Linked DNA regions of Mus musculus: region 1 is linked to region 2. Evidence: chromatin loops called from intact Hi-C (ENCODE). Cell type or tissue: left cerebral cortex. All regions are shown on one strand. Links, peaks and the distances in the headings refer to the core of each region. The heading gives the core; the rest is flanking DNA.

Region 1 (11,200 bases), core at 1,598-9,597, 270 kb before region 2:
ATGACTTCTTTTGTGATTGGGTTACCTCACTAAGGATGATATCCTCCAAATACATCCATTTGTCCAAGAATTTAATAAATTTATTGTTTTTAATAGCTGAGTAGTACTCCACTGTGTAAATGTACCACATTTTCTGTATCCATTCTTCTGTTGAGGGACATCTGGGTTCTTTCCAGCTTCTGGCTATTATAAATAAGGCTGCTATGAACATAGTGGAGCATGTGTTCTTATTACCAGTTGGAACTTCTTCTGGGTATATGTCCAGGAGAGGTATTGCTGGATCTTCCCATAGTATTATGTCCAATTTTCTGAGGAACCTCCAGACTGACTTCCAGAGTGGTTGTACAAGCTTGCAATCCCACCAGCAGTGGAGGAGTGTTCCTCTTTCTCCACATCCTTACCAGCATCTGCTGTCACCTAAATTTTTGGATCATTATATATTCTTTGGCCATTGTACTTTTCATGCTGTGATAAAATTCCAAGAACAACTTGCTGAAGAGTTTATTTTGACTTACTACTCCAGAAAAGTCCATCACTGCATACATCCAAACAGGAAGAGAGCTGAAATGTACATATCCATACCCAGGAAGCAGATAGTCTGTCAAATCTGTAAACTGTCAAAGCTTGACTCTACTGTTATATTACTTACAACATGGCTGCACCTCCTAAGGGGTCAATAAACTCCCAAACATTCCCACCAACTGGATGTCAAGTGTTCAAATACCAGAGCCTACAAGGATGTTTCTCCTTCAAATCACCCATTCATTCTCTGGTTCCCATAGTTTCATGGCTATCTTATTTAATCCAACTTCAAAAGTCCCACAATTTTAACAGTCTTAATACTGTTCAAATGTTCAAAGTCTCTTTTGAGATCTAAGGCTGAGAAACCAGGAGTTAGACAGACTCCTTGGTAGGAAGACACATGGAAAGGCCTGGCTAAGGAATAAGGGTGGTAAATTTACAAGATGACCTCCTGGCTTGAAACAAGAGCCTAGCAGCTTTTGTTTCCCACAAGCAGGCCCCCTGTGGCTCAAGGCCAGTTTGAGACATATCACACATAGTTGCAGACCAATCAAGCATCCAGTCTGTGTCTAAACAGAGCAACCCTGACATAGGAGAGAAAATTCTTCAGAGCCTTTGAAACCCCCCAAGCCTGTAAAAGAGACTGGACTGTCAGTTTTCCAAATCCCCACTCTGCCTTGAAGAGGGTCTTTTCTCTGTGTGATTGCTGCATTTATATGTCTCCTCACACCCAGGAAACACATTCTTTAACTCTGATTCTGTCTGCAGTGCTTGTGATTTCTCTGCTGCTACCACTTATATTATAGACATTTCCTGCCTTTTAATTCTCTGCTTTTAACTGGCAGAGAAAATGAACCTGATCAAGACCCCTAGACTACACCATTTCAAGACTACTAGACAGCCTCCAGTAAAATAAAAAAAATTATATATTACAAACATAATGACACAGAATGTACACTTGTATTCCAATATAGAAGAAGGAGGGCATATTGAGGAAAGACTGGACTGTGGGAAAACCAAAATTGAACTGGGCAAACATTGGTCTTATAACTCCATACCCAGTGTCACAGCTCATATGCTTCACCCCTTCAGCTTTCTTGACTACAACATACATTCTTTCCTGGGCTGGTTCTATTCCAAGTCTACAGCTCTCCCTGGCAGAAGTCTTATGGCTCTGGCATATCTAACATTTTGGGGTGCCATCAAAATGTTTACCTTTCAGTTTCATGCAATGGCCTCTACTGCTTTACAGGAACTACACAGCAATGTATTGTCTTGCTTCAGCATCTCTCTAAAATTGTCAGGAAATATCCATCAGGTCCTTTTCTCTTGCATCTTTCATGCCTTCAAAGCCAGTTACACATAAACAATCCTGCCAAATTTGGCTGCAAACTTAGGATGGACTCTCAGACTCTTTGACTCCATTAGCAGCAGTTTTTGTATGTTAAAGCAATTGCTTTCTAGAAATGAGCCACCTCTTAGGCTTTCTTCTTTCACAAGTTGTAAACTTAGCCAGGAGGGGATCTTACCCTGAAGGCACCCTTCCCAATGTTCTAGTACATAGGAGGAAATAGCCACTTAGTGGCATTTTTTTTTTTTTTTTTTTAGGGTTTCATTGCTGTGAAGAGACACAATGACCAAGGCAACTCTTATAAAGGACAGCATTTAATTGGGACTGGCTTCTAGGTTCAGAGGTTCAGTCCATTACCATCAAGGCGAGAGCATGGCAGTGTCCAGAAAGGCATGGCACTGGAGGAGCTGAGGAGCTACATCTTGTTCAGAAGGCAGCTAGAAGACTGACTGACTCCTCAGGCAGCTAGGGGGGGTCTCAAAGCCCTCCCCCACAGTGGCACACTTCCTCCAACAAGACCACACCTACTCCAACAAGACCACACCTTCTAATGGTGCCACTCCCTGGGACATATTCAAACCACCACAGGCATTAATCTTCTTAACATTCTTTTTTTTCTCCAAACTGTATATTTTGTATTTCTTTTAGTCCCATTTGCTCTTCTCTGTAGAGCTGCATAAGAGCTCTATAGAACTGCATAAGCATTTTATAGGCTCAACATTATTTACAGTCTTAAATTTTTTCTCTGCCAAAATCCTGTCCCTTACTTTTTTTTTTTTTTTTTTTTTTTTTTTTTTGGTTTTGGCTTTTCGAGACAAGGTTTCTCTGTATAGCCCTGGCTGTCCTGGAACTCACTCTGTAGACCAGGCTGGCCTGGAACTCAGAAATTCACCTGCCTTTGCCTCCCAAGTGCTGGGGTTAAAGGTGTGAGCCACCACACCCTGCTCTTTTGTTGTTTTGTTTTGTTTTGTTTTGTTTTGTTTTGTTTTTGGATACCCCTTACTTTTTAATTCAGCCTTGGGTAAATTCTTAGGACAAGGGCAAAAAACAGACAGATTCTTTTCTTTGCCAAAATGGCACACACTACCAACAGAAACACTGTTCTCTCTAAAACTTCTTGAACTGGGCCTCCATACATACTTCCACCTCTGGAATTACAGTCTGGACTATGAGTGCTAAATCCAGTAGAACACATTTCTGGGAAGAAAACAAGATGGAGAGACAGCTGAGAAATGTAGACTATGTTATTAAAGGCTTTCCAGAATACAATGCTCCTTTCTACCCACTTCATGCAATGTCCCTCAATGGGAAAGCCTCTTTAGACGTAAGGCCCTAAACACTACAACTCTCATTAGTCAATCAACTTTGTAGACTCTCGACCATGGGCTGAACTCTATACAAGAGACTTTTTCCCCCTGCAAACTTCCGTTTTCTACAGACTGTTGTTCTCACTGCAGGCACTTCATGAGATAATGGGGTAGGAAAAGAAATAAGCTACTGAGTTAGCAGAAACAACACTGAGTAGGAACAATGGCCTCAATCCCAAGCCCTCCATATGTTCCACTCCACAGGAGGAAAAAGGAAAGCCTACAAAAAGGCTGGATAAAGCCCCAAATAAGATGGTAAAAGTATAAATACTCAATAATTACAATATAAACAGGATAAAAATCTCACCTGTCAACAAAAACATTTTCATCTTACACTGTCTGTATTCTTTAGAATGTATAAATCAAATTATCCTGGGCTGTCTTTAACCCCTCAATAAGCATCCTCCACTGTCCACCTCTGTGTGTAACATAGCAATGTCTTTAAGTATGAGGTGTGAATACTTCAGGTGTGTGTGAATGAATGCCTCCTACCAACCCAGAAGCCTGTAGAGAAGACGTCATCTGAGTTCCTGCTGCGAATTAGAATCCATGGGAAGAAACTGTTCTGCAACGACCAATTTTCCCCATGAAGAAATCGATCTTGAGAGCATGAGTAACCAAATGGCTTCTTGAGCTGGTCTGAGACAGAATCTCAGTCTTCAGACCAGACTGACCTGCAGCTAATAACTCACTTGTGGGCTTTGAAAGTATGATAACCTTCTTGCCTCAGCGTCCATATGCTAGAATTACAGGTACAGGTAACCATGCTTGGCTGTCTTCTAAATCTTAAAACATTAATTCAGAGGCTGGAGAGATGGCTCAGCAGTTAAGTGCTCTGGTCTTCCAGAGCACTAGAGGGTCAATTCTTAGCACCCACACGGTGGCTCACAACAGTCCGTGACTCCAGTACTTGGTGATCTAATGCCTTCCTGCCGCCTTGGGCACCAGGCATGCACATGGTGCATAGATCAACATGCAGGCAAAACACAAATACACATAAAATAAAATTCTTTTAAAAATTAAACAGTGGGTCCACAATTGTCAAAATACTCCTTCCAAGACAAAGGACTACCTGAGTCTCTTACTCTTAATTCTGAGTGCTCTCAAGCACTTCCTTAGGAGTCTTGAAAACACTGCCTAAGGGGATAGTAAACATCCTCAAGCTAGACACCTTCAGGTTTGAATCCTGGCCCCAAATCACCAGTTAATTTCTCCAATCAACTTAATGACTCTCTTTGTACATCAATCCTCTTACTAGTATGATTTTTGTGAAATAAATTTATGTACATCTATATTTATGTGTATCACAACAAATTTCTTTTAAAAAAAAAAGACATTCTATGATAATAGCTACTGTAGCATGTAGGGGGAGAATAGTCATTTGTTCGTTCAAGTGATACTAAAGAATTTCTTAGTGGCAGATTTGGGGAGACACAGGAATGAATAAATGGCTCCTGACAACTGATGTGTGTAACCTTACTTTCACCATCCCAGTCCTATTGAGTATCACCACTTCCACTGTGCAGGGGAATCTCATAGCTAGTGATGGAACCGGATTCACGAGTGCTACATGACTCCCAAACTTCTGTCTTCAACATTTTAAACTTCACCTCCCTCATGTGAATACTTAACATCTAGTCAAAAGCAGAGATGCAGTCTGTAGACTTTGTTTTTATTATTTTTGACACACAATAAGAGTACTGTTTAAAAGAGAGTTTCATAGCCACAGAACAGTGGCTAAACAGTGACAGCTGAGTTCTCTTTTTGTCCACTTGGTGGTGTTGTTTTGATTTTGTTGTCACTGCTTGCTTGGTTTTGAGGCAGAGCCTCAGCCTATGCTGGCCTTCACAGCAACCTTCATTGCTCAGTCTTCCAAATCCTGGAACCACAAGAGTTTCCACCAAGTTCTTGTTCTTCTTTTACTTTCTTCCTTCCTTAAGAAAAGTAACATTCCTCTGGAAGACTGTCCACTCTGATTCATCTCAATTGTGCGGCTCCCACATATAAATTTTTCCCCCCGAAGGAACTGGCACTTCCCAAGAATTTAATTTGGCTTATTTTTTCCATGAAGGAAACAGTTATTTAATAATGGATGGTTTGGGGAGATTTAATAAGGAAAGTCAGATTTGATTCAAAGGAAGAAACATTCTACACTTTTTTCTTACATTCTTTACTTTCAACAGGTGTTTTAGAAAACTAGGTCCTTTTCCTTCAGTTGCTACAGATTTTATTGTGTGAAGGGAGCAGCCACACCTATTCAGATACAAGTAATTCTTTCCCAAGGTTGACAATAATACGAGAAAAGGCTGACTCACAGGAAGGGCAATACTGATACAATATAACAAAACTAGAAGGGCAATACTGATACAATATAACAAAACTAGAAGGCTCTGCTGTAAGCTCTTTACTTCTCTTAAAACTGCATTTCCTCATTGTATGGGGGAGCACTCATGTGTGCACCTCCCACCAGAACTGATTCTCTTCTTCCATCATGCAGGTACCAGGGATGGAACTCAGGTCATACGTTTGGAAGCAAGCATCTAATTTACCTGCTGAGCCTTCTCTACTGTTCATAGGTACTCTATTTCTTTTTTTATTATTATTTAAACAAATTTCTATTAGATATTTTCTTCATTTACAATTCAAATGCTATCCCAAAAGTCCCTTATACCCTCTGCCCACCCTGGTCCCCAACCCACCCACTCCTGCTTCCTGGCCCTGACATTCCCCTATATTGGGGCATATAATCTTTACAAGACCAAGGGCCTCTCCTTCCATTGATGGCCGACTAGGCCATCTTCTGCTACATATGTAACTAGAGACACAGCTCTGGGGGGTACTGGTTAGGTCATGTTTTTGTTCCTTCTATAGGGTTGCAGGCCCCTTTAGCTCCTTGGGTATTTTCTCTAGCTCTTCCATTGGGGGCCCTGTGTTCCATCCAATAGATGACTGTGAGCATCCACTTCTGTATCTGCCAGGCACTGGCATAGCCTCACAAGAGACAGCTATATCAGGGTCCTGTTGGTAAAATCTTGCTGGCATATGCAATAGTGCCTGCGTTTGGTGGTTGATTATGGTATGGATCCCTGTAAATAAATCTTTTTTTGTTTTGTTTTTGTTTGTTGGTTTGTTTTGTTTTGTTTTTCGAGAAAGGGTTTCTCTGTATAGCCCTGGCTGTCCTGGAACTCACTCTGTAGACCAGGCTGGCCTCAAACTCAGAAATCCACCTGCCTCTGCCTCCCAAGTACTAGGATTAAAGGTGTGCGCCACCACTGCCCGGTGGTACTCTATTTCTGAAATTGCTAGAGATTCCCTTTGAATTTAAAAATTAGAAGGAGGGCTGGAGGAATGGCTCAGTGGTTAAGAGCACTGACTGCTCTTCCAGAGGTCCTGAGTTCAATTCCCTGCAACCACATGGTGGCTGGCTCACAGCCATCTGTAATAGGATCTGATGCCCTCTTTTGGTATGTCTGAAGACAGCTATAGTATACTCAAATAAATATATATTTAAAAAAATAAAAATAAAAATTAGGAGGAGAAGACCAAATTTAAAAATTAGGAGGAGAAGACTTCAGCAATGGATGGAAAAAAAACCAAAAAACAAACAAACAAACAAACAAAAAACCAGGATAGCTGGGCATAGTGAGTAGTAGCCTGCTTACCCAAGTGCCCTGAATTCTACTCCCAGTATGGGGGTGGGGGAATGGGGAGGGCACAAATAAATAAAAGAGCAAACAGAACCCTTTCTCCTACAAGCATAGCTGCTTTGCAGAAATAATTTATAGACTATACTGTGACTCTTGAAAGAGGATGTTTCATATTTTGATCGTCTCTTCAAAGCATTTGAAAATAAATCTAGTAACATAACAGAGGCATCAGACCAGTGTCTGTGCTGAAAACAACGGGTGACAAAATGCGATGACAAAGCAAACCATTTTCACTTAATAACATTTTCATTCAGTTTGGTGAATCACAGCTAGAACTGGAAGAGATCTCCAGAATACTTTATCAGTTTCTTACTTCTACAGGAAATGATTACAGAGGACTCTCCGTGATCCAGTTCATGCATCATCTCACATCCTGACTTATCTAACGTGAACACACACTTAACACACCATCCATCACGATTTTCTGTCATGTGCCTTCTATAGCTTCGGGACAAGGAATAGACAGCATATTTACCAGTCTCGACATTGATCATATTGATAAAAACACAAAGCTGCTTGCTCAATCATTACAAAATGAAAGTAAAGAAGGGTGAGATTTCTTTTTAAGATTCAAAATATTCAAAAACATAAACATTATCTGAGTGTTTGACTTTTGCCCTCGGGAAGGGAGCGCCAGGGAACTAAGGTCAACTGAGCAGAGGAATTTGGTGAATCTTAAACAGCAGTATATTGAAAAATAGGTTGTACAATTCCTAATAAAGCTTTTTCTAAGGGCACACCTTTAGTTTTTTAAGAACAAGCTGGCCATATTCTTGAAGCTTTGGGAGAAAGAACAAACTAACTAGGAATAGTGTCCTGCGGGGTAACTAACCTGTGAGGATCCCTTTCACAACAGAAGGCAGCCCTTTCCCCCAGGTCCTCAACAGCCAAAGGCACACACCCACACCCACTCCACTCCTAACACCCCGTCAAGCCCCCAACACGCGGCACGCCCTCCGCCAGTCCCCAACACAGGCGTCACGCCCCCAACACGCGCGGCACGCCCCCCGCCGGCCCCCCAACACGCGGCACGCCCTCGCTCCGCTCACCCACGCATTACCTGCGGCCTGGCTGGGTTGCGCGACACGGTCAAGGCGCCGCAATTGCGGCGAAGGCCTGCTCCAGGGCCGGGGGATCCCGGGCGGCAGGTAGGAGCCTGACTTCCGCCGGATGGCCACCCGCCTGAAGTTATGGTCGCTCTCGCTGTTCATGGTGGCCTGCGGTCACTCCCGCAAGCCTTGCCCCGCGCGCGTCCAGGTTGCGCGACTCCCTGCGCTCCCTCCCCGCGCAGGCCTCGCTTCCCGGGCCTGCGCTCCGACTCCGTCGTCGGACTCTCCGGCAGCGGCCGGCCCAGGCCGCCCCCGCTGCACAGCCAATCGCCAGAGTGCAGCGCGGTCCCGCCCGAGCGCCGAAGAGGCTTGGGGGGGACCGGCGTCGCCCATTGGCCCAGGGGAAGGCAGAGTGCACCTGCCTGGCTCACCTGAACCTCAGAAACGCCTCATCAGCTTACTTACCGACCACGCCCTGGGATGCTGGAAGAACAGTCTGGCTGTTACTCACCACACTTTCAAGAGCCAAAGTCTCCCAGGCTACCGCGCTGCAAACTTTAGGTAAGGAAACCCAGCTTTGAAAATGACTGAGAAGCCGGAATTCCAGATGCACCGCCGGCTCTTGGAAGAAGCGAATCAGCTTGCCGGGAGCGCTGTTCAAGCAATAAGGAAGCGCAGCTCTCACCTTAAAGGGAATAAAAGTTTCTTCTGCAGCCCTTTTGAGTAACCATGGCCCAGGAACACAGATTTAGACAACCTCAAATTCCATGTTCCAATGCGGAAGCAGTCTTAGAGTTTCACAGAACAAAGAAAGTCGTAAATCAAGGCAAGTTTAAAGTCCATTGGTAGGTATATCAGAGAGGCGGTTACCAGCAAGATGGAGGTTTTTGAATAGGCTTGAGATACTATCTCGTGACATTCTTAGCTTTGTGGTTGCTAGAAGTCATCTAAGTCAGTCAATAGATTCCAAAGGTTAGTTTAATCTGTTAGTCATGGGATGTTAGTTTTAAAGTAGAGGTGGACAAGAAATGACTGTTCCCCTGGGCTAAAGCTAGGCCAAGGTAAGTTAATTAGCCTCTGGGCTTGCAGCGTTCTAACCTCTCTACAGTACTGAAGTTCTAACCAGCCAGTCAGTCGGTGCAGACAGATTCCCTTCAGATTTCATCCACAGAATAACACTGGTTTCCAGAACAGCACAAGACCCAGTTTATCATGACCACTGTTAAAGATAATGTAGTAATAAAGTCAACAGATTTATGAATATGAAGCAGTTTCCAATGTACATTTCCACGGCAGAAAAAGGACATGACCACAGAGAAAAGACAAAAGTAGCTAACATGGTTACCTGGCTCAAGACAATAGCTTTTTTTTTTTTTAAAGATTTATTTATTTATTATATCTAAGTACACTGCAGCTGTCTTCAGACACTTCAGAAGACACTTCACACACTTCAGAAGAGGGAGTCAGATCTCCTTACGGATGGTTGTGAGCTACCATATGGTTGCTGGGACTTGAACTCAGGACCTTCAGAAGAGCAGTCGGGTGCTCTTAACCGCTGAGCCATCTCACCAGCCCGACAATAGCTTTTAAAGTCCCCTAAATACAAGAAAAGTTTGTCCTCTCTCTCTCATGAACAGACTTGCTCTCAAATCCCCATCTTATTGATTTAGGATATAGTACCTTACTTAAAAAATAATTTAGGACTTCACATTGCCCTCCTTCTTTCATCTAGACTTAGTTGCATAACAGACTACATGTAATTTTCCAACTCTACAGAGTTGTGAGATAAGTTGACTCCAGCCTTTAGAGAGGAGAGAGATGAGCCTGGGGATGCCTGCTTATCTGCAGCTCAGGAACATTTTAGCACACTTCATACTGAAAATGGACCATAGCAACTCATTCCTAACACTGCCTTCAGGAATTTAGTGATAATGCACTAATGTGCTTTAGAGTTCTTTTTTTCTTCTTTTTTTATTGGATATTTTCTTTATTTACATTTCAGTGTTATCCCCTTTCCTGGTTTCCGCCCCTCCCAGAAAGGAAACCCCCCTATTCCATCCTCTATCCCCCTGCCTCTGAAAGATGAAATTTCAAGACCTGTAAGTCATATAAAGTACTCAGAAATTGCTGGTTGTTTGTGAGCCTAGAGGCTGCCTGGGGCTGAGAAAAAAGAAAAACAAACCCGGGTATGCCCCGTAGCTAAAACATTCCTGAGAACAGCTTAACCTTAAAGATAAAGAGGAATGTGAGGACATAACAGGCTATCTGAACTGAGTCAACAACTCACAGAACTCTGACACCCTGCACGTACATGTAATTCTTCTGTTAATGTTTAAATAAGCCAATAGTGTGTCACTATGCTGAATTCCACACCCCTAAGCCCCTTACCCCATTAAGACCCCCTAGTTTTCGAGCCTTGGGGTCGAATCCACTGTCTCCTGTGTTAGATACGTTTTGACCCAGAGCTCTGTCATTAAACTGCCTCATGTGTTTACAACAAGAAAGGATTCTCATGTTTCTTTGGGTTCTCTCTCTCTCCCGAGGCTAGAGTGGGGGTCCCCGAAAGGGGGTCTTACACCTCTATGTGAGTGTTCCTCTACCCACCCACCCACCCACTTGCAACTCCCCACCCTTGATTCCCCTACACTGGGGTATTTACTGAGCCCTCATAGGAACAAGGACCTCTCCCACTGATGCATGACAAGGCCATCGTCTGCTACATATGCAGCTGGAGCCATGTGTACCCTTTTGTTGATGGCTTAGTCCCTGGGAGTTCTGGGGGGGGGGCTGGTTGGTTGATATTGTTGTTCTTCCTATGGGGTTGCAAACCCCTTCAACTCCTTCAATCCCTTCTCTAACTCTTCTACTAGGGACCCTACGTTCAGTCCAATGGTTGACTGCCAGCAGCATCTACCTCTGTATTTGTAAGGCTCTGGCAGGGTCTCTCAGGAGATGGACACCTCAGGCTCTGATCAGCAAGCACTTCTTGGCATCCACAATAGTGTCTGAATTTGGTAACTGTATATGGGATGAATCCCCAGGTCAGACAGTCTCTGAATGGCCTTTCCTTCAGTCTCTGCTCTATACTTTATCTCCATATTTGCTCCTGTGAGTATTTTGTACTCCTTCTAAAGGAGACAGAAGCACCCACACTTTGGTCTTCCTTCTTCTTGAGCTTCATGTGGTCTGTGAATTGAAACTTGG
Region 2 (11,200 bases), core at 1,091-9,090:
CCCCTCTCCTCACACACAGAACCTAGATTTAAATTATATATGTATGCATACACATGTGTATGTGATCGTAAGTGATGTTTTTATAAAAAGATAAAGGGGGGTATGTTCTGGTGGATGTGTGGTGAGGTGTGGGGAAGCGGGTACCTCAGCAGACCCGTGCTGAGGCATCCCTTCCCCCCCCCCCCCCCCGAGGGACCAGCCACATGATCTGGTATAGTATAGAATAGAGTTTATTCAGGGCATGGGGAGGGGAGTCAAGAGGGTAGTAGAGACAGAGGGGGGGGGTAAAGGCCAGCCATGATCATGGGGAGAGAGGGGGAGGGGAATGGGGAGAGAACTGGAGCAGGAAGACAAGAGCAAGAGAGAGCAAGAATGGGGGGGGGGGGAAGCAGCCCCTTTTATAGTGAGTCAGGCACACCTGGCTGTTGCCAGGTAACTGTGAGGAAGTACTTAGAATGCAAACAGTAAGTGTATGTTTGTGCTTTTAGATCATGAAATGAGAAAGGGGATCATGAAAAGAATCTTAAAAGTGACAAAAACGATGATGGAATGCAGGTGACATGAAAGCAGAAAAGGCAGGGTTATCTGTGTGACAGGAGGCCTGCCACAGGAAGCAGGGGGCAGGGCAGTCACAGACTTGGAAAGCAGAATGTATAATAACAAAGTACTGAGAAAACTGGGCCAATTCCAGGACAGACTTCAAATTGCAGTTAAGGAGACTAGGCTTAAAAATGGGCAAGTCCAGGCAAGCACAAGCAAGTCAATAACAAATGGAAAAAATTCCAGGCTCCAGCCTTCACGCCCAGGTAATGGAATGTCCCAGCCACTTGGCCTGAGGCAAGGACAATGGGGCAGCAGCAGTTTCTAGACTTCCTCAGCTACTTCCACAGTAAGTTTCCAGACCTCCCCATCAAGTTTCCAACCCCCACACCACAGTAATGGAATGGCCTTAGGGATGGGCCCAACAGATTAACACAGAGGTCACCTACCCCAGTAGCATGATGTGCTTTAAATCCAGCCTGCAAAGCTCACTTGGGTGTGTCTCTATCTGGCAATGGGGAGACCCCCTGCATGCTGCACTTCTGCAGAATAAACACTCTTTGTGTTTACATACTATTTGAGTTTGGGATACCATTCTTTGGAGAATCATGAACCCTTACAGTACAATAACACAAGTGAATAAAAATGCCAAGATGAAACCCATTACATCATATGCTACCCTGAGACATAATTTTTAAAGATGGAAAAAAAGTGGGGCTCAGTGATCATGAGCACTTGTTACCAGAGGACCCAAGTGTGGTTCTAGTTCTTAGCACACATCAGGCAGGTGTAAGCTCCAGATTCCATGCCCTCTTCTGGCCTCCACAAGCCCCAGCGTTCATGTGGTATGCACTCATGCACACACACACACACACACAAATAAGAAGTAATTTCAAACTTGGAGGCAAAGGCAGGCAGATTTCTGAGTTTGAGGCCAGCCTGTTCTACGAAAAACCACAGAAGAAGAAGAGGAAGAAGGAAGGAGGAAGGAAGAAGAAGAAGAAGGAAGAAGAAGAAGAGGAGGAAGAAGAAGAAGAAGAAGAAGAAGAAGAAGAAGAAGAAGAAGAAGAAGAAGAAGAAGAAGAAGAAGAAGAAGAAGAAGAAAAAGAAGAAGAAGAAAAAGAAGAAGAAGAAGAAATAAAATCATTTCTTAAATGAAAAATAAATTACAAACTGGGAAAAAGACTTGCCCTTGGTATCCATGGTATATGGCTCCATGACCCTCAAATACCAAAGACATGTCCTTTGTATAGAATGTCATATTTGCATATAGTCACTGGTGTGTTACAATAGCAGCTCTAGTCTGAACACAACACACTTGGAACAAGCAGTTCCACGTGTGAAAGGTGAAAGGGAAGAGGTGGTGGCAGAAAGAGAAGGGGAAAAAGAGAGAGGGGAGAGGGGCATTCCCCTTATTTATATGGAAAACGATGTAATGCAGGTAAAGATGGGGGGGTGAGCCAAGTGGATTCTGGGAATATGGTAGCTGTTGCCTTGGTAACGGGTCTGTCACCTATGTGATGTCATAGGTTTGGGAGGTCCTGATACCAGCAGTCACCTTCATTAATCACTGGTTTATAATCAGAAATGTGCGGTTTTTGCCAACTCCATACCAGTTGTGCTAACTCAGGTATTTTGAGGTTAGATTCCTGTTCTTCAGTATAGACTGTAACAGGTGCCTCACCAGAGTATATTTTATTCTTCAGCTTTCAGAAGATACTTCAAGAGGGCCTTGGGTCCTTCTAAACACGAGATCTTCTGATGTCAGGAACTAGGTGTTTGAGTGGTCTTCATGAGCCAGGGTTGAAGCCTAGTTGAGAATCGAACCCAGACAGACTTAGCTGAAGTTTGGTCAAAGACCTTTGCTAGTTTGCACCAACTACAACCTACTTCTAACAGCAGAGAAAATGTGGAGAGCACACCCCAGTAGGATTACAGGCTAGGTAACACAAAGGTCTGTCCATCCCAAATCATCACTCTAGTAACAATGAGGTAAACCTGCTCCACACCTGTCACTTGGCACCTGCTCTCCCCCAAAGTAGAGGCCCAGGGATGGCATTTGCTGGGCTCCTTTGCTCGGTAACTGTGGAGATGACAACAGGAGACCCCATCCTTTGCAAGAAGGTCCCCCTCCAAGATGCTTTTATCATCCATTTGCCCCGTGATCATAACAATAGGGTTCAGACAAATGTTCTGCCTCAGAGATGGGTACCTGGCCAAACTGAGCATGACCTTTGACCTAGCCAGCTCTTAAACTTGTTCTGAGATCACAAACCAGCCAGACCAAATTCAGTAAAAACAGCTTTAATTCTACAATCCAGCCTCCAATGGGGGCTCATAGCAACACCGCAGAACAAGGAAAAGCTGCATAATTCCATCTTCTAGGCTCTGCAAAACCTCACGTTCTACCCCTCCTTCCCATACCAGACTAGCCGAGCAAAGCAAACTCTGTCTTCAGTTCAGGGTCTGAATGTCTCCAGAGCCTAAGATCCCAAATCTGTATACGACTTTTCTCCTTCCCACTCCCTCTCCATCCTCTTCTTTTCCTGGCTCCGGAGCCCCACGGCACAGTAATACACAGCCTCGTCCTCAGGCTGCAGTTCAGAGATGCTCAGATACCCCAGGTTCCTGGTCGTATCTTTGGACCCGGAGAAGCGAGGTGGGATATCGGGACCCTGGTGCTTGTCTGAGTGTGAGAAGTATCTCAGCAGGAACCTGGGAGGGTGGCCCGGCCTCTGCTGGTACCAGTAAATGCTGTAAATGCCAATGTTATGGTCGTTGCTCAGGGTACAGGAGAGGCGGATGGTGGCTCCAAGGGAAGAAGATGCTAATGGTGGCTGATGCACCATGGGCTGAGGGCCACAACCTGAGAAGATAGAAGCATGTCCATCACTGGGGCAGAGCAAGGCCATAGGAGGAGCAAAGAAGCCCTGGGCCCCAAGAGTTTCCTTACCTGTGAGATAGGCCAGCAGCATGAGCAGGACAGACGTCCAGGCCATGGCTCCAGACCTGCAGCACCCTGCCCCCTACAGCCACTGCTCCTGGGCCCTGACCAGCTGGGAAGCACTCTCCTCCCTGCTTTGGGGAGAGGGTCACTGCACCCCTGGTTCCTGCTCACCACCCTCCCAGGCTTTCTGGGCTCTGTGACTCTGTCACTTACCAGAATGGTCTAATGGAAGCCTTTGTGGCTCTGGGTTTGACCCAGGGAAGCATTCTGGGAGGAAGCACCTGCTGGAACGTCATGGGCCAGAACCCAGGACTGCGGGCTTGTCTCCCTGAGGGAGAGTGACCTCAACTCCCCTTGAGAGGCTGAGCCCCAAATAAGCAGATCTGTAGTTCACTTTAAATGCCTGGTAAAGGGGACAAGAGTTTTCTCCTTAAACCTAAGCCTCATATCAGACCCCAAATATGTGTGGGAGCAGTCACTGGGCCTCTTTAGATGTTCCTCTACCATATGTGAGCACACTAAATAAATCTCCTTCCTCTGCTTTTTAGTATTATCTCTTTTAATTACATTTTTATTTTCATTTCTTTTGTGTTCACATGGCCAGCTTGGCAGCCACTGTCTGCCTGCTGAGCCATCTTATAGGTTTCTTACTTGTCTCGTTGACAAGTTGGGGCTGTCATAGCCAGTCTTGGTAACAAAAGGATGGCTTAAAAACATAAGTTTGAGGCCAGCCTGGGTCCACAGTGAGTTCCAGTGAGTTCCAGGATGGCCTTGGCTACATAATGAGACAATCTGAATATATACATACATATATATATATATATATTTTTTTTTTTTTTTAAGACAGGATCCCACTATTTTGCTCTGGCTGGCTATTCTGGAACTCAATGTGCAGATGAGGCTGGCCTCGAACTCACTGAAATCTGCCTTTCTCTGCCTCCCAAGTGCCGAGATCAAAGTTGTGAGCCACCATACCAGGCTATTAAAAAACGGTATGCTAATAAAGTCATCAAAACTATTTTAAAACTTCCATAATTCTAATACTCTAAAAAAATTACATATTATCTTCCAGATACATTAACACAAGTAGTGTGGTCTTCAAAATTTTAAAAGGTGCTTTGTTTTGTTTTGTCTTGTATAGCCTATAGTCCCAAGCTGGAATGAAATTCACTATGTAGCCCTGAATGACCTCTAACTCGCTGTCTCAACCTTCTGATTGCTTGATTCCTGGTAAGAGCCACCATCCCGCTCACAGATGTTGCTAACACTGAAAAAGCCTGCTATCTGAAATGTTTAAATTATTTTAATTATTGGGCTGGTTAAGTGGTTAAGGACCTGGGTTCAATTCCCAGTACCCATATGGCAGCTCACAACTATCCCCAGTTCCAGGGAATTTGACACCCCCGCACGGATGTGCATATGCAAGCAAAACACCAATGCATATCAAATAAAAATAAACTTTACATTTTTATTTTAATCATTAATTGCATATTTTCATCAGTTCTCGTAATCATACTGACAATCGTCATTAATGTCTTCTCCGGATGATTTTTTGGAGACACAATGGAGACTTGGGGAGCCCCTGCTGCTCCCAACAGGAAGCAGACAGCAAGGCACCCGGAACTCACCAGCCTCGGAACTTGCAGACACCTTAGTGTCGACATCGGAGGGCAGATGAGGGGACGCCACAGACGGACAGAGCCGGAAGTGAGTTCGTGAGTGGCCACCGGGGAAAGCACAGCCGGAGCGAGAGGCGCAGCGGCACGGCGGGTGAGCAGTGGGATGCTGGCTGCTCGAGGAAGCGGAAGACGCTGGCTTTCCCCAGGCATTTCCGGAATGGTAGCAGCGCTCCGACCCGGGCGGGGGCGTGGGGGAGGGTCCTGCCCTGGCGCGGCTTTTTCGCCATCCAGCCCTCGCCGTGGGGCCTCTGGGCGGCGGTGGAGCCGCGTTTAGTGGGCAGTGGTCGCTTTTCCAACGAGCTCCCCGCGGCCCCGAGGTGAGACGTTTCCCCCTAGTTGAGGGTAGGGAAACCGGCTCAGGGAAGTTGTGCTGCCCACAGAGGCTCAGGCCTGCGGTTTGCGTTCTTATCCGAAGGTTCCACTCGCTGCCTCCCGGAGCCTGCTCTGTCTGGAGACCCAGGCTGTTCTCGGACTTGATCTCTGCAGATTAGGAGAAAACTTGGGTAAACCAATGAGCTAGAGTCGAGGGCCAGCTAGTTATGCATAGGGAAGAACGGATGACCTCTCTTAACCTATTTGGAACCCGGCCTTTGGGAACAGGACTGTGAAAAGCCAGGACGACTTGGATTTGATAGCCAGAGAAAGGGGGGAATTTTCACCGTTCGCCAAGGTCCCTTGTCGCTAGTCTGAATTGTTATGCACTGCGATTTATTCTGGCTTTTTAAACTAGGATGATGAGATGGCTCAGCGCTCTTACAACCAAGGTTCCGACCCCGGGAACTCACGTTGTAAAAAGAGAGAGCTGAATCCCACAATTTGTCTTCTGACCTGTGACCGGCAGCATGTGCGTGCCCATACATATCCACACACAAAATAACTGTTTATTTGTTTGTTTAACTTTAACTCCTATTTTATAGCAATGTTGGTAGACAGAGCTGCAGCATACTAGATACAAAGAAGGAGTTAAGAGACAGGCTTATTTTCCTGGATCTGTAGGTGATTAAAAGTCACTGAAGTGTTAAATTCTTAGATTTCCCATGCTTTGCTGACCCCTTTTGGGGCTCCTCAAGTTAAATCCACTACTACATAATACAAAAAGAAACCTCCATATTTACAGTGCTTTCCAAGGGACACTGATTAGTGAGGTGTGGCAAAGAATGGGCAGGTTGTCTTGCTATTCTCTCTTTGCAATCCACACCTAAATAGCCCTTTGCTTACCTAACTCCAGAATAGGACAAACTATAGTGTCAGAGCCTTGGCAGAAAAGACTTGGTATATCATGTAGGTTTATGTTAAGGAGTCTTATTTAAGTGATCATATATAAAAATTTTGGCTAGACATTTTGGTGTACTCCTGAATTCCCAGCACTCAGGAGTTGAAGATAGGAAGATCAAGGCCGTAGTGGCTATATAGTTAAGAGGCCAGCCTTGGCCACACAAGACGCTGTCTTTGCCCAATACACACACATACACACACACACACACACAGCAAAAGCTTAAGTGAATAGTGTTGTTTCAGAGTCACAAAGTGTGAGTGTGGTGTGTAGGTGATGCTTATAAGCCATCAAGTCCAGGTTTTCTCATTGGTTTTCACTTTGAAATGGAAGATGAGCCTTAATTAGGGAAGTCTTGACATTAATCACAGTTACAAAAGCTCTCTAGAGTAGAATCTGGTCTAGGTAAAGGGAAATGTTCCTGTCAAGGCCCTGGATTGTCTAGTTCTGTACCTTAAAAGAAGAAAAAAAAAATGTTTTAAACAGCTTATTGCTATGTAACTGAGTATAGCCTAAAACTCAAGCTTCCCCTGCCGCATCCAGCCTCGTGAAAGATGCAGTTACAGGTGTATGCCAGCATACTTGGCATTAGAAATCTTTTTTCTTCCTTTGAAATAGTGATAGAGCATTACAAAGTCCCCTTGTGCTGAAGTGCTAAAACTACTTACTTGTTTTGAGTCAAAGCTGAAGATAAATGTATATTCAAAGTGGACGGCAGCTGCATAGCCTGGCAAGTGGACGGCAGCTGAGAGCGAGTTGTGCCTTTCTATTACTGACCTTTACCTGGATATGTGACAGAGTCCGGCTAAGGCAGCGTGTCTGTGTCTGAAGGGACTTGTCAGTCTAGTCAATAATTTGGATCTTAGGTTGTAGAAGAGAAGAAGAGATACAAAATTCCCAAAACTTGGAAACCAGAGAGAAAGAATGCCTAGAAATAGAAGTGTTTGCTGGCAGTAACGTTAGGTGTTGCTGCTGTTGCTACTGCTGCTGCTGTTTTTAATGTGATGAGGTCTCACTGTGTAGCCCTGACTGTCCTGGAACTCACTGTATAGACCAGGCTGCCTTCAAACTCATGCTAAGAGATCTACTTGCCTCCTACCAAACCCAACATAAAGTAAGTTTTTGGTTTGGTTTGGTTTGGTTTTGATTTTAATGATATATAAGCATATTATTAGTTTTACAGGTAAAACTGTTGTCATGTATTCAGAGATTCATTCAATTGTGTTTGCTCACCATCTACTACTTCCCATTAGAGTGAGAAAAAAAAGTCCCTGCTGTCACATAGCTAGCTTATTTTTCAGGAGCTATAAGGTAAGAACCCGATAGGAGTCTATATCAGGCTTAGTAAGTACTACAGGGCAATATAGCAAAAACATTCTTAGAGGCAACAGGATAGAGCACAGGTTCTAGAGCAAACAGGTTCAGGGTCAAATCCATGTCCTACAACTCCAGCTCTAGTGTGACCCATGTTCCCATTATAGAACAATATGATGACAGTGTCTCCATCCCAACCACAGTGGCAGGACTGTCCCAACACCTAGTACTTTCTTTGGAAGAGACAGGAACTTTAAAAACCTTCATAGAATAATCTGTTTCCAGTTTTCCTTTCTGGCCTCTGACTCCTCTATCTGATAGAACCAAAACTTCCCCAGAATGGACATCAGAGGCTATGACAATTCCCAGTCATTTCTTTTCATTGCTCCAGCAAACAAGCATTGCACACTAGGTACCAAAGAAACAGCAATAACCTAGATAAGCCATGGATAGACAGGCCTGCGGTGCCAAGTGTGGTTCTCAGGGGGAGTTAGGTCAGGAAGTCAGAGGCAAGACAGTTTTTGAAAATACTTGGCTCTTGTGTGAAATTTTATATTTAGGGAAAACATTCAAGTTTTTACTTGGGGCAATTTTTATTCTTTTATGGCCCCAGAGCAAGGACTGTAACAGCCCAGGTTCACCTCCATACATGATAAGGAGTAACAGAAACCCTTTTAGTGAAGGAATTTTCATTGACATCTTCATTGTTTCTAAACAGTGCTCTTTGCTGACTACTAGGTTGTTTCTGATCTTTACTTTGAATGATAATGCTGATGACAATTCCCCAGCAATGTTTTCTCACGGCTGTCTCATCTGGTCCTTCCATCACAGTCCTGTCTGCCTCACAGGGCTCACTGTCCACGTGAACAGTCTCACTAGCACTTATCATTTGTTTCTGTGCTTGCTTCTCAGTAAACCTACAGCTTACCATTTCTGCTAGATTAGCTAGCCAGCTTGCACTGTGATCAGCCTCTCCACTTTCCCAGTGCTGGGATTCTAAGCCCATGCTACCACATCTTGCTCTTCATGTTGGTCCTAAGGATCAAACTTGTGTCCATATGCTTGCACGACAAGCACATCACTCACTGAGTCGTCTCATTAGGAAGCAGATGTCTCACGTCACCTTTACCCAGAAGGTTGACCTTGTCTGAACAAAAGTCTTCGGGTTTTAAAATATATACAATAGTGTATTTATAAATATTAATGCAGCTAGACATGGTGGCCTAGGACTATAATTTTGTCACTTTGAGAGACTGAGACAAGAGGATTGCCACCAGTTCAAGGTCAACCTAAAATACAGAGTAAAACTCTTGTTACAAAACAGTAATGTTGTATGTCTGTGGATCAAAAAGAAAGGGAGACTGGAGGTATGGTTGGTGTTAGGATACTTGCCTGGCATGCATGGAGCCCTGGGTTCAACCCCCAACACAACAACAACAAAAAAAAGGAACGTGGGGCTGGAGAGATGGGCCCAGGTTCAATATGTATCACCCATGTGGTGGTTGACAACAGTCTGTAACTTTATTTCCAGGGAATCAGCACCCTCTTCTGGGCTCCACATGCAAATATTCAGGGGAAACATACATATAAAACATATATATATATAACAGATATATATATATATTATATATATGTTATTATAAAGAAAAAATACATCTTTTTTTTTCTGTTTTATTTTGTTTGATGTGGTTTTGGTTGGTAGGGTGTTTGTGCTTATTATTGTCTTTTGTCCTCCCCTGCCAGCAGGTTTCAAATGATATATCCTGCCCAGAAAGCTACATCAGGGGCCAACAGTGGTCCAGATATGAAGTTTGCATGTCCTCTTGCAAGGTATAACTGGCCATAGCACAATGTAATGTGAGTTAGTTAAGACAGACACCTGGACAAGGGGTATGGGTATGGGAGAGAGGCTTGACACCAGTACACAGCGTTAGAGCTCTGAGGTTGGGTGCAGCTCCATGCTAGAGCTTGGCTTCTATATCCAGCACCAGAAAGAAGAGGGGGTCACCAAACAGTATTTTTCAGGGTGGTAGAACAATCAGGGAGCACAGGCAGAGCCTCCAAATGAATTCATTCTTCCTTTCTCTCTTTCTTTCTTTCCTTTTTGGGGTGGAGTGGGGAGGGGTTGTTTGAGATAGAATCTCAAGTAGTCCAGGCTGGCCCTGAGTTCCCTAGTATGACTTTAAACTGTTGATTCTCTTACCTCTACATTTCAAGTGCCCAAATAGGGTTGTTTTGTTTTGTTTTGCTTTGCTTTTAGGTTTTGGTTCTTTTGCTTGTTGGGTTTTTTTTAACATCTTTTACTAGAAAAAAATTTTTTCATATATTATATTTTGATCATGTTTTCCCCTCCCTGAATTCCTCTCTACATCTCTACCCACCCAACTTTGTATTCCTTTTTTTTTCTTTTAAAACACACACACATACATACATACAACCATACAAATGAAAATCAAAGTAAAAAAGCAAAATATCAGTAAAACATAAAATGTCCAAACATAGCAAAATGAGACAAAAAGACTACAAAGGTACTCTTGGATCATTTTGGATTGGCCAACTACTGGGCATAGTGCATGCCCTGAGGTGTAGTTAATGTATACATTGAGACTCTGTTATAGAAAATTAATTTTTCCTTTGCAAGTTAATATCAATTGCAGATAGCTTCTTGGTTAGGGATGGGAGCTCTTATCCACGTCTTTCTCTCAGTGCTGGGACCTCATCTGGCTGAAACCTGTGTAAACCTTGTGCATGCTGCCACAGTCCCTGCAAGTTCACATGTGCATTAGTTGAAGTCATCCATTACCTCTGGCTCTTAAAATATTTTTTCTTCCTCTTCCACATAACCCCAGATCCCTGAGGAGAGGGGTTTAATAAAGACATTCCATTTAGATCTGAATCTCTTACTCTCTGCACATTGTCCAATTATGAGTTAGTTCCTATCTGCTACAAAAAGAAACTTGGATGACAGTCAAGCAAGGTGCTGATTTTTGGGTATAGAAGAATGCCATTAGGAGTCATTTTACTGCTGTGTTCCTATAGCAGAGCAATGGCATTTGGCTTTGCTGTAGGCCTGTGAACTGTCTAGTATCAGGTTCTCAGCTGCCTTAGCAGTGTCAAGGATGGCTTCCATCTCATGGAGTGAGCCTTAAATCTTATCAGAAAGTGGTTGGTTACTCCTATAACATTCATACCACTATTGCACCAATATGATTTGTAAGTGTCTGTTGTCAGTTGCATGGATTATAGCTAAGATACTGATGCTTTCTCCTCTGGTAGCATACAGAATACTCTGCAATACCATGAATGCTAGTCAGTAGGGGTGAAACCTCTAGTTCAGCACCAGCTCACCTTTTCCATGTTTGACGCCATATAGAAGTGTTCTCTAAAGTAATAGGACCTTAACTTTGGATTGTGGAGAGCAACCAATAGCCTTGACAACAGTCTGAG

Evidence for each region. Peaks named below come from ENCODE experiments on the same cell type or tissue, not always from the same donor. Only the 100,000 strongest peaks of a DNase experiment are listed, where the experiment ranks them.
Region 1: a loop joins it to region 2, with 5 times the contacts of the local background. A loop is called at or near these places in 3 of 42 quality-filtered maps.

Annotation. Positions count from the first base shown.
Region 1 is chr16:16,591,771-16,602,970 of GRCm38, forward strand. It overlaps Fgd4 (FYVE, RhoGEF and PH domain containing 4), which reads right to left and starts at 8,208. Exons shown (of 17, transcript NM_001301817.1): 1 at 8,008-8,208. The coding sequence starts at 8,158. In left cerebral cortex, for the core only: a CTCF peak has its summit at 5,004; DNase peaks (open chromatin) are centred at 5,059, 8,249 and 8,517; H3K4me3 peaks cover 1,220 bases.
Region 2 is chr16:16,865,573-16,876,772 of GRCm38, forward strand. It overlaps Vpreb1 (pre-B lymphocyte gene 1), which reads right to left and starts at 3,683. Exons shown (of 2, transcript NM_016982.2): 1 at 3,494-3,683; 2 at 2,829-3,406. The coding sequence starts at 3,539. The coding sequence ends at 3,024. It overlaps Top3b (topoisomerase (DNA) III beta), which reads left to right and starts at 5,164. Exons shown (of 18, transcript NM_011624.3): 1 at 5,164-5,483. In left cerebral cortex, for the core only: a CTCF peak has its summit at 5,103; DNase peaks (open chromatin) are centred at 5,181 and 5,571; H3K4me3 peaks cover 1,731 bases; H3K27ac peaks cover 1,272 bases.